Linked DNA regions of Homo sapiens: region 1 is linked to region 2. Evidence: chromatin contacts called from ENCODE Hi-C or POLR2A ChIA-PET data. All regions are on one chromosome and are shown on one strand. The core of a region is the stretch at or near the end of the contact, and the rest is flanking DNA. Distances in the headings are between cores, read along the strand shown. Region 1 holds the start of ANO6 (anoctamin 6). Region 2 holds the start of YAF2 (YY1 associated factor 2).

Region 1 (5,855 bases), core at 2,027-4,526, 3.0 Mb before region 2:
GAGACCCTGTCTCTAAATGAATAAATAAAAGTACAATAAAAATACAGTGTTTCAAAAGTAAGCAGGAACCCACTGTTTAAAAGGCTCTAAATTCCAGCTACTAGAGGGCACATTTCCATATACATACATAAAGCATCTCTATGATATAATCAGGGACCCCATCCAGTTAGAAAGTTTTTTTTTGGGGGGAGGGGGAGGTCTCTTGCAAATTAGGCCATTATAACGCCCAATGGTATACCCAGGAACTCGTGTCAAAATAATTCTAAGGCTGGGTACAGTGGCTCATGCCTGTAATCCCAGAGCTTTGGGAAGCAAAGGCAGCAGAATGGCTAGAGGCCAGGAGTTCAAGACTGCAGCGAACTATGATCTTGCCACTACACTCTAGCCTAGGTGACAGAGCAAGACCCTGTCTCTAAAAATAATTCTCCCAGTCTGAATTATAAAGGTAATATTAATAGAGGGATTTCACAGAAATCTTCCGTACCCAAGTGGGTTTCAAACTATTATACAACTACTGACAGTGACAATCAAGTACTAGGAGAAATATTAGTTAATAGCGTAAATACAGACGTGCATTGCAAAATTAAAGGCAGAGGTTAAAATTATCTTCATTTCACCAGTCTCCTCTCCCACAGTTGGAAATAATAATTATTTTGTAAAAGGCTTTGGACCACTATCAGCCTACTCCTGGTAATCTTTAAAAAGGCTTATTCTTTTGTAAAGGCATAAACTTAACATTGGCATAGTTAAGTATTTTCTGATATAAAATCACTACAACCCACATTAAATTTGTACTTCCAAAAAAACAACCAACTAGGTGGATATGGTGGTGCCTAAAGTCCCAGCTACTTGGGAGGCTTAAGTGGGAGGATCGCTTGAGCCCCGTAGGTCGAGGCTGTAATAAGCCATGACCACATCACTGCACTCTAGCCTAAACGACAGAGCGAGACCCTATCTCAAAAAAAAAAAAAAAAAAAAAAGAGAAAGAAAGAAACAGAAATCACATTCATAGATACTGGGTGTTAGAACATCAGCATATCTTTTCATTCACTGAGAAGAAAAAAATATTGCCAAGACCTGTTTAAATGGTACCTGCTGCTTGACGTAAAATATGTTGAGATGACCCCTACAGTAGAGACCCCAGGGCCCCACAGGAATAGTGGGAAATGCCCTACTAATATTAACACTAAAGTATTAGTATTAGTAGTTTCTAGAGGGTGGGGAGGAGTAGAGATATTTAACTTTTTCTTAAGTCTATCTACACTGTTTGACTGGACAAAACTAGCATGAATGACATGTCATTAAAAATAAAAAGAGCTTACTGCCACACGCTTAAGATGAATTTATACGATGCCTCAATAGGTAAACACAGACTAGACCAAATTACTTTCTAAACTGAGATCTACTGCTGGCACAGTAAAACAAAGCTCAGAGCCTCTTGCTTACTTCAGTTTCCATTTGAGCTTCTGCCCTTATTTACTTACAATACTCATTATAAACAGTGCAGCTCACCATAAAAGACAATAATACTTTCCTGGGAAACAGACTGTGTCAATTTTATTGTAACTTTTTAAATTTCACTCCTATATTTTTATGTAATCATCAGGTACTACTTAATCTTGCTAAACAGTAGTAACAGCCAGAGTGACCCAGTGGTAAGAGCATTAATCTTCACTGGTTTTACAAGTCAGAAAACCTGGGTTTGAAAGTGTGAGAAGCTGGGCAGACCAACCTGTGCGCTTCAGTTTTCTCTCCTATAAAAACTACTACTATTTGCTCTCTCCTTAAAGATGAATAACTAGTAAATTGTTCTTAAATGAATGAATGAAATGTGAAACTAAATCATGGAGTGTAATCTCCTCTATTCGATTTGTCCCTGGACAACCAAGAAGTTACCAAATTTTTTTGATCGAAATATTCCGTGCCCAAAATGTAACAGAAATAAAAACCACACCCAACTCCTAAAATTAAGTTACTTTTAAAGTTATTAGATAACAACAGGGCTTTAGAACATCAGCAGGATGTTCTGCTTTAAAATTGATTTGGCATCCAGGAGACTAAGCCGAGTCGCCACAACAGACTGGCTTGGTAATTTAATTAGAGTCTTCTGGAGGGACACATTATATCATCATCCCCCGACAGTGTTCTCTTTAGGGACCTGATTTTCTCTCTAGTCCTCTCATTCCTTTCCCCTTCCTCACCTCCTCTCATCCCTTTTGTTTGCCCTTTTTTTCTTTTTTTGCTCTTAAAACAGCTCTCCCTCCGTTCGTCTTGTCACTTCCATGCATTTTTAACTCTAACTAGAAATGGGTCACCCCAGGTTTGCTCCCCAAGCCCCAGGGCCCCTCAGGACGAGTGAAAAAGGCCCTGCGGTCCTCCCTGCCTGGGGGAATTCCTCCTCCGATCACAGCTCCGGTGGGCTCCGCAGATGGGAAAGGGTTTCCAGCGCGCGCCTAGCGGCCACAAATCACTTCCCGGGGCCGCCCCGCCAGGCCTCAAACCTCCCAGAGCCGTCGGTCGGCTTTTACTTTAACGAGGATTCAGATGGGTCACACCCTGTCCTCCAAATGCGGGCCTGCTCCCCGGACCCCGCCCAGGGGGCTCGCCCCAGTGCCGAGGCTCCTGGGCAACCCTAGCACTCTGCGAGTCGGGGAAGTGACCCCAAAGTTGCTTCTGAGTGGAGACTTCCGCACGCAGAGGCGTCCCCGCAGCTGCCAGGCTTTTCAGGGGCAGCATCCCCCGCCCGTCAGGAGCCTGTCCTCGGGGCCACCACGCGCCCCGCGCCTCAGCCCCGCAGGGGCCGCACCGGGGCCTCAGTCTGCAAGCAGCCGGGGACAGCGGGCTTCCTCCCCTGCCCGGAGCGGCCGAGCGTCTCGGCCAACCTCCCCCGCGGAGAGCACAGCGCCCCCGCGCAGTCCCCGAACTTCTTCCCGCGTCGGCTCGGGCTCTCGGGTGGGGACGCGGGGACCCCTCGCTCACCGATATCCCCATCGTCGTCGTCCTCCTCCTCCTCCATTTGTAGCAAAACATTCCTGCTCATCTTTTTCATGTCTCCCTCAGAAGGCGGCTCCGAACTTGGCGCGAAGTTGGGGGCTCCCGGGTTCCAGAACGGCGCGGCTCTCCCAGGGGCCGGATCGGGGACCGCGGGGCGTGTGTCGCTTGGGCTCAGGGGCCGCTGAGCCCAGCCAGCGCCGGGGAAAGCCGAGCCGAGGCACCCACCGACCGGAGCCCAGAGCCGGAGGACGCCTCTCGCCTGCCGAGCGGAGCCCGGAGACTGAGCATGCCCAGTGCGGCCGCCGCGGCTCGCTGCGGAATGATTGAACTTCCCCGGTTTTACGAGGCGCGCAGAAGGAAGTCGGCAGGCGAGACTGCAGAGGGAGTAGTGCGATCCTGCGCGCGGGGGAACTAGCTGGAGGGCAAGGCGGGAACACGTGAGTGCGGGAGTGGACTGGGTTCCCTGAGCATTGATCCCAAACAGGGCAGCTTTTCGTTCCAAGGTCGTCTGTGGACACACACTGTGGCTTGCTTTGTTTTAACGTCTGATACTGGAGAGGAGGGAAATGCTGCTGCAGCACAACTGCAGAACCCTGGAAGGCGAACTCGTTTGAATGGCTTTTAAAGGCGACGTGGAGCTAATAATGGGGGGATCTTAAATTACTCTAGCTCCGAAGTGGGAAAGTGGAATCTGTACGGGTAGGTTAAGATTACGGTGGAGTCGGGGTGGGAGGAGAGGCAAAACTCAGAGAATAAGCAAAAGAAGAAGGGGCGGGACGGACGGGAGTGGGGGTGGAGAGAATTTTCTAAATAAACGTGTGCACAAAGGCAGGAGGATTTCCGCATACATTGAGGTCGCGGAGAGTGGAGAAGCGCCCCCTACTCCGCCCGCGCGAGCACACAGGGAGTGGTCGGAAGATAATCGCTGAAGCGTCCAGCCTATTTGTACAATTGAAACTAGTCCTCTGTGTCAAAGAGGGAGAAGAAGCCGAAGACCACTAGAGTTAGATGTAAACTCTTCTAAAGCAATGTGGAAAGCTATAATAAGAGAAAAGAAAGTCGTGAAATAAAATTAAGGCAGAGAGTTTTTATTTTTATTTTTAATGCTTTCCTGGAAACCAAAGGGACCGATAGGACAAATACAAAGGGATTTAGTACTTTAAAGACCCTTGGAGTTGTTTGAACGGCAGGTTTTGGGGATCGCGTGTCTACAAAACTTTTTTCAAAAAAGCTGGTACATTCAGGTTGTTCAATTTTGACTTCTCAAAAGGGCTAGAAGGTATATTTGAAATCTTGGTTATATGTGTTATTGTCTACTCATTGAAATTGTTTATATTTTTTCCACTGAAGTGCTAGGGTTATCACAATAACACTAAATCTACTGTGCATGTTTTTTCTTCCACATACTTTTTTTAAGACGGTCTCGCTCTGTTGCCGAGGTGGGAGTTCAGTAACTAGAACTACAAGCGGAGCACACCACCATGTGGGGCTTATTCTTAAATTTTTTTGTAGAGATGGGTGTCTCACTATGTTGCCCAGGCTGGTTTCGAACTCCTGGCCTCCAGCAATCCTTGCACCTCAGTTTCCTAACATTTTTAATGTTCTCTCTGAAAGAAAGAAAACATTGGGACCAATCTTAAGTGGGAAAATAGACATGAATATATACATGAAAAGACATGATGAAATTACTTTTAAGAAAATACCTGGGAAACACTATACTTGCTTCTTGAGGTACTTTTTTTGAATAAACAGAATTGTTTTTAGTATAAAGAGACAACAATACAGTACTCTGAAGATAGGAGAAAAAAATGATGGGAGAAGAAAGATGAGAAGAGATTGTTTCCTTTCACTGAACACTCTCCCCTGAGCTTGTGAAACTCACTAAAAGTAGAAACTTCAAAAGTGTTTTGGTTACATGATCAATTTTTACAATTTTCTTTTAACAAATTTTTGTGTAGTACTTTTTATGTGCTAGGAAAAGTTTTACATGTTTTATAAGCATCCAGTCATTCAACCCTCATAACAACCCTAGAAAGTGTTATCATTTTTCTTCAGGTGTGAGGCAACTTGAGCAACTTGTCCAAAATCACACAGGGAATAAATAGTGGAGCCAGGATTGAAACCTCAACAGCTTGTTTCAGAATCAGTGCTCATAGCCTCTTCATAAACCACCTCCAGAGACATGTCCCAATCCATTTTTTTTTCAGATCACTTTTTCCCCCACCAATTCAAAATTCAAAGTCTCATCAACTCCCTGCCATAGTTCTTTAACCAAATGTTCTCTCTTTTTTTTTTTAAGACAGAGTCGCGCTCTGTCACCCAGGCTGTAGTGCAGTGGCTAGATCTCGGCTCACTGCAAGCTCCACCTCCCAGGGTCACGCCATTCTCCTGCCTCAGCCTCCGGAGTAGCTGGGACTACAGGCGCCCACCACCACGCCCAGCTAATTTTTTGTATTTTTAGTAGGGACGGGGTTTCACCGTGTTAGCCAGGATGGTCTAGATCTCCCGACCTCGTGATCCGCCCGCCTCTGCCTCCCAAAGTGCTGGGATTACAGGCGTGAGCCACCGCGCCCGGCCTTGTTCTCATTTTTATGGACTAAGACTTCGGTCAAAGTTACTTTGTAGTTAAAAAATTATCGAAGTTGACTTTGCAACAAGTTTTAATTAGTCATTTAGAATTCTTCACAGATTTTTAAGAGTTTACATTTTTCTTCTTTGATAAATGTTGCAGCGAAACATTGTTGGCCTTATATGTAAAGGTAACTGTTGCTAGAAGGGAACTCTATTATTAGTAAATTCCATTCTTTCCTCTAATCCATTTTATTTCCTACCACTTCTCTTCTGCATTTTTTTTCAGTTGA
Region 2 (5,670 bases), core at 3,014-5,513:
CAGGTGATCCGCCTGCCTCAGCCTCCCAAAGTGCTGGGATTACAGGTGTAAGCTACTGCGCCCAGCGCTGCACGGGAGTTTTGACCTGCTCAGTTTCTGACTTGGGCCAGTTCACCCCTCCTTAGGCAACCTGGTGGCCCCTCACTCTTGGGAAGTCACCATATTGATGGCGAACTTAGTGCAGACACTCGAATAGTATAGCACACTACAGCCCACAGCTCCTGGGTTCAAGTGATCCTTCCTGCCTCAGCTCTCAGCTTCCTCAGTAACTGGGGAAAGTAAAGATTGCTTTACTTTTTTTTTTTTTTTTTTTTTTTTTTTGTGAGACAGAGCCTCATTCTGTCACCCAGGATAGAGTGCAGTGGTGTGATCTTGGCTCACTGCAACCTCTGCTTCCTGGATTCAAGTGATCCTCCCACCTCAGCCTCCCAAGTAGCTGGGACTACAGGTGCATGCCACCACACCCGGCTAATTTTTGTATTTTTTGTAGAGACAGGGTTTCCCCATATGGCCCAGGCTATTGTTGAACTCCTGAGCTCAAGATATCTGCCCACCTCGGCCTCCCAAAGTATTGGGATTACAGGCATGAGCCACTGGTCTGCCCTCATTTACCTTTTAAACATTAAGGTAAGGCCAGGCACAGTGGCTCATGCCTGGAATCCCAACACTTCAGGAGGCTGAGGCAGGAGAATCGCTGGAGCCCAGGAGTTCAAGGCTTTAGTGACCTATGATCACACCACTGTACTACAGCCCAGGCACTAGAGTGAGACTCTCTCACACACACACACAAAAACAAAAAAACAAACAAACACACAAAAAAACAAACAAACAACAAAAAAAGTAAATCATCAGAAAACTTCAACACTTGTTAAATTGTTAAAACGATCGTTAGTGTTTGTCACTTTACAAGTGACCGTAATGAATTAACATTTCTAAAGTACTGAACTCTGTTACTGTATTGAAAAGACACCTGATTGGGTAAGAACCTGGGCCACTTTAGTAATAAAAAGATCTGTTTTCTCCACAACAGCCACTCTTACAGCTAGTAAACACTTTAGGAAAGGTGTGACTTTTTGTGGTGAAATGGGAGGAGTACCTCCTGTACTACTGTCTCCACGTAAGCCTAGTAGGGGCAGAGATTTTTTTTTAAGAGAAACACCCATAAATGGGAGGCAGTTGGTATAGTGCAAGGGCATATGATTCTGTGCTCCACAAAAACTAGGTTCCTGGTTCATCGACAAGGATGTGTGGAGTTGTAAAGTTCATTTTGAAGGATAAATGTTAATTCTGGCATTTATTGACCATCCACTGCATGCAATATGCCTAACAGTTTGTAAATCCCAATATGAAAGAAAAAAATCTCATTCAACAATTGTAACACAAGTGAATGTATTGATTATTTAGTTTAGAAACAGGGTCTTGGCTTTGTTGCTCAGGCTGGTCTGGAACTCCGGGGCCCAAGTTATCTTCCTGCCTCAGCCTCCCAAGTAGCTGGGAATACAGGCGCGCGCTAACCTGACTATAAGTGGATGTATTTATTCTCAGAATATTTATTGAGTGCCCACTATGTGTCACACTGTTCTAGGGGCTGGAGATGCAGCAATAAAGGCAACAAAAGTTATTGTGCTTTTTGTTCATGATTCAGAGGTGCGGCTTACTTTTTAGTGAGGGAGGTTACAATCTAGTGAAATGGTGATTTGCAGCATGGGGGATTTTTAGAGTGCTTGATTTAGTTTCCTTTTTATTTAAAAATACATTGTTGCCATCACTTTTGCAAGTAGAGCAGTTCTTGTCAGTCTATTTGAGGATCCATCCAGTTGAGGCATTTAAAAACATCACAATGCCTTAGACTTGCAAGGGACCTTAGTTGTGATAATAGTTTTAACTCCTTTATTTTACATATGAAAAAAACTTAGCTGAGTTTACCCACTGCATTACTGAGAGGTTAAAGACTAGGCCTTAAATCTGGTTCTCTTGTATACGTGCCTCAATCATACTCCTCATGGTTCCTGGTTTCCGAATTTGGGTCTGAATCATGAGAAGCTACATTTGCAAAAAGTACAGATGGTACAACGAGTTTAGAGACTGCTATGTAAATGGAGTGATTTGGTTAATCAGAAAGAAGATGCGGTGAAAGACCAATAGGATACCTGAGCTCTAACCCTGGCCTGCTCATCAAAGAAAAACCATTTAACCTGGGCCCTAATTGCCTTGTCTTTAAAAAGAAGGGCTAGACTACGGATTTACAATGGCTCGACTTACGATTTTTCTACTTTACGATGGATTTATCGGTGTACCAAATGCATTTTCAATTTACAATATTTTCTATTTAAGGTGGATTTATCGGGAAGTATCCCCTTTCTAAATCGAAGAGCATCTGCAGTCGATGAGGCCATGTGCATAGTACTTTGAGTCCTTTAAAATATGCATCTATGCGCAGGGATTTACAAAGTGCCTGGCACATAGTGCTCAAAAAAATGTTATTTATTTATTTACTTAGAGGCGGAGTCTCGCTCTGTCGCCCAAGCTCGAGTGCAGTGGCACGATCTCGGCTCACAGCAACCTCTCACTCTCGGATTCCAGCGATTCTCCTACCTCAGCCTCCCGAGTAGCTGAGATTACAGGCGCCCGCCACCACAGCTGGCTAATTTTTGTATTTTTTAATAGAGATGGGGTTTCGCCACGTTGGCCAGGCTGGTCTTGTGAACTCCTGACCTCAGGTGATCCGCCCGCCTCGGCCTCCCAAAGTGCTGGGATTACATGCGTGAGCGACCGCAACCGGCCAAAAAATGTTATTATTAATCGCACAACAATCTCATATAGATGCAATTCAGAATATGAAAACGTTGAGAATTACAGAAATTAAGCAATACTTCCAAGGTCTATCAGCTAAGAAACAGGAGAAGCAGGCTGAGAATCCTGGGCTTCTGACTGTATTATTTCCTATGTAGTTTAGCTATAAAATTATTTTACATGAATTCGGACTTGATGTAAACCTAGAAAGATGGACAGAAACAGCACAGTTAAAGAGGGATATACTTTATGCAGAAGTAACCCATGTGCATGAAGGAAGGGTTCTGGTAAGGGAATGAATTTCATCTGCACTCTTTGTCAGGAGGCAGCTTTCCTTATGGGAGAGGGAGGCAGAGGTAGGGAAAATGTGTGAAGCCTTTGAATGCCAGGCTAAGGAGTGTGGGCAAGTCGTTAGTGGTTCTTTATCAGAGTGGTGGCATAGTATTAACAGCATTTTATTATTAATCTGGTTGTGGATTACTGAATACATTGGGGAGGTAGAAGTGGAGCTTCGGAGACCAGTTAGATGGCTGTTGCTGGAGTCTGGAGTATGAGGACCTTTAGTATGTTGACGTAGAGACCTGGGAAGGTGTTCTTTTGTTAGCAGACAGCGTTGAGGGGACATGCAAACTCCTTATATTTAAAAAGGACTTATGAGTATATAGGGGTTTCTTTCAAAAGCAGCTACTGCAGAGGCCTGAGAGGCCAAAAGGGCGCGTTTGGAATTAAAACAGAGTTAGACTCTTGGCTTTGTCATTTTCTAATTATATAGCCTAGAGGAAGTCACCTAATCTCTCTTGAGTCTTGATTTCAATTCCTCTAAGTTAGGGTTGACAATCCCTACTTGTTAGAGCATCTGTGTGCATAAACCAGACAGTGCTTTAAGGCATGTAGCAATGGCGCTGCGTGTTGGTTCCCGCCTTCCCCCCGGTATACTGCAGGCGGGGGCTGGGTAGCTAAGGACAGCGGAGGCCAGGAAAGTCGTTCTACCTGGAGATCCCGGGCTGGCACTTCTGTCCAGACCTGGACAGGCCTCCGAACGCCGGCCGGCCCTACCTTGGACCAGGCTTCGCACGGGATGACGGAGCATCCCCTGCCAGTCGGTGGGACAGACGTTTTCCTCCTCAGAGGGGCTCTGGAGCGCGAGGCAGTCCCCGGCAGCCGGGGGTACCAAGGGGGCAACGGGGGAACAGCGCGGAGAGGCGGCGCCGGCGCCCGAGGCAGCCGCGGCCACCGCGGCCACCCCCGCACCGCCCGCCGGCTAACTCGCCGCGGGTGCTGGGCCGCGCTGGCCGCGTTTGAAGTCTCCGGCGCGGCTGCTGGTTGGCCGGCGAGGGTCACGTGCGCCCAGGCAGGAGTTTCCCCGACAGCTGGAGGCTGCGTGGGATCCGGCGGCGGCTCCCGAGCGCGGCGGTGCGGCCTTCCCCGCCCCCTCCCTCCCTCCTCCCCCGCCCGCTTCCGCCCGGCTTATTATCCTCCTTATTGACAAACAGAGCGGTCGCGGCGGCGACTCTCGGCGTGCGGTGATAGCCAAGCCATGGGAGACAAGAAGAGCCCCACCAGGTAACAGCGCCCGGGCCCCGGGGCCCGGACTGTGCGGGCGGCAGGGCCCTCGTGCAGGGCTTCGGGTGGCCGCCTCGCTAGCCGCCCGGGCACCGGGGCGAGCACGGGGGCAGCGCCGCTGGTGTGCGAGTGCTGCCGCTTGAGGGGGCCGGCGCCGGCCGCCCCACAATGGAGCCGCGATGGCGGCGGCGACCGGAGCGGCCGCCCGGGTGTCAGAGCGGCTGTGGCGGCGGCGACTGCGGCCGCGCTCGCGCCCTGCCTCTTCCTGACTCCCTTCCCCCTCAGCCGGAGCGCGGCGCGCCGAGGGCCCGCGGGGCGGGGGTCGCAGAATTGGGGCGGGGGGCGGGGCGGGGGCGGCCGCGGGGCCCGGGCACCGGGCGCGGCCTGCTGGTGACCCCGCGCCGCGTCGTGTCCGGGTTGTGTCCTGCAGGCCGAAGCGGCAGCCGAAGCCGTCCTCGGATGAGGGTTACTGGGACTGTAGCGTCTGCACCTTCCGGAACAGCGCCGAGGCCTTCAAGTGCATGATGTGCGATGTGCGGAAGGGCACCTCCACCCGGTGAGTCCCGGGCCTGCCCCTCGCGCCGCCGGCCGGCGGGGTGGCGACCAGAGGACGCCCTTGCGGCTGCCGCCCCCTCCCATGACACTGGCGGACCCGGCGGGAGGAGGCAGACGGAGGTGGCTGTGGCGATAGGAACTGGGTCACATTGATCGCAACCCAGGCGATGGTTTGCGGTGAGGGGTAATTGAAGAGGCTGTAACGTTTTTTGCTGCCAAGAGAGAATAAATTATTTAAGGGAGGCATTAGCTACTGCGATTTAATTCGTATCGCTGGGTGTAATGCCCCTCTCCCCATTCTGGGTATAAAAATGTTGGCTGCATTGTTGTGTTAGTGTGTGGGGATCAAGGAAAACCCATAAAATCTCTTTAGGAGCAAAGGATGTAATTTAATTTCGTTCCTAAAGAAAGAAAAGTATCTGATTGCAGAATACACAATATATTAAAACTTATTTTTCTACATGTACTTCTGGAAGGGTCAGATCAAGGTTTTATTTAGTGTTTTTATTCCAGTACTCTAATATTTTATAAATAAGTAGTTGGAGATGAGCCCAGTCACAGGAACAGATTTTTACTGAAAGTACCTTTATATCTTTAGTTTGATTAAATGGCAGTCTCTTAGACAAATGAGATGAAAAGATCTCTGCCTATTTTCAGACTTTATTTATTGTAAGCTTGCAGTATAATAACTCTGTCTTTTAAAAAATGACTTTGAATTAAGTGAATAAAGAAAATCATCCAGGAAATTCAGTCAGTGGC

What was found. Hi-C counts contacts between places; a loop is a spot of excess contacts on that map. ChIA-PET counts read pairs that join two places held with the same protein, here RNA polymerase II (POLR2A). Pooled maps may share reads with other maps.
Region 1: a loop to region 2 is called in a pooled map, with 4 times the contacts of the local background. The contact joins the promoter of ANO6 here to the promoter of YAF2 in region 2. A Hi-C loop is called at or near these places in 1 of 168 maps with a recorded cell type or tissue (sciatic nerve) and 6 of 50 pooled maps. POLR2A ChIA-PET finds 5 or more read pairs at or near these places in 1 of 52 experiments (naive thymus-derived CD4-positive, alpha-beta T cell).

What each region holds. Positions count from the first base shown.
Region 1 is chr12:45,213,516-45,219,370 of GRCh38, reverse strand. It overlaps ANO6 (anoctamin 6), which reads right to left and starts at 3,276. Exons shown (of 20, transcript NM_001025356.3): 1 at 2,980-3,276. The coding sequence starts at 3,049. It also overlaps the pseudogene PLEKHA8P1. RefSeq lists enhancers at 2,271-2,400, 3,411-3,510 and a silencer at 2,641-2,950.
Region 2 is chr12:42,236,841-42,242,510 of GRCh38, reverse strand. YAF2 (YY1 associated factor 2) reads left to right here and starts at 4,263. Exons shown (of 4, transcript NM_005748.6): 1 at 4,263-4,356; 2 at 4,787-4,912. The coding sequence starts at 4,331. It overlaps LOC124902920 (a long non-coding RNA gene), which reads right to left and starts at 4,066. Exons shown (of 2, transcript XR_007063279.1): 1 at 3,784-4,066; 2 at 3,233-3,374. RefSeq lists silencers at 3,518-3,657, 3,848-4,087, 4,138-4,517, 4,618-4,687, 4,808-5,137 and an enhancer at 4,471-4,972.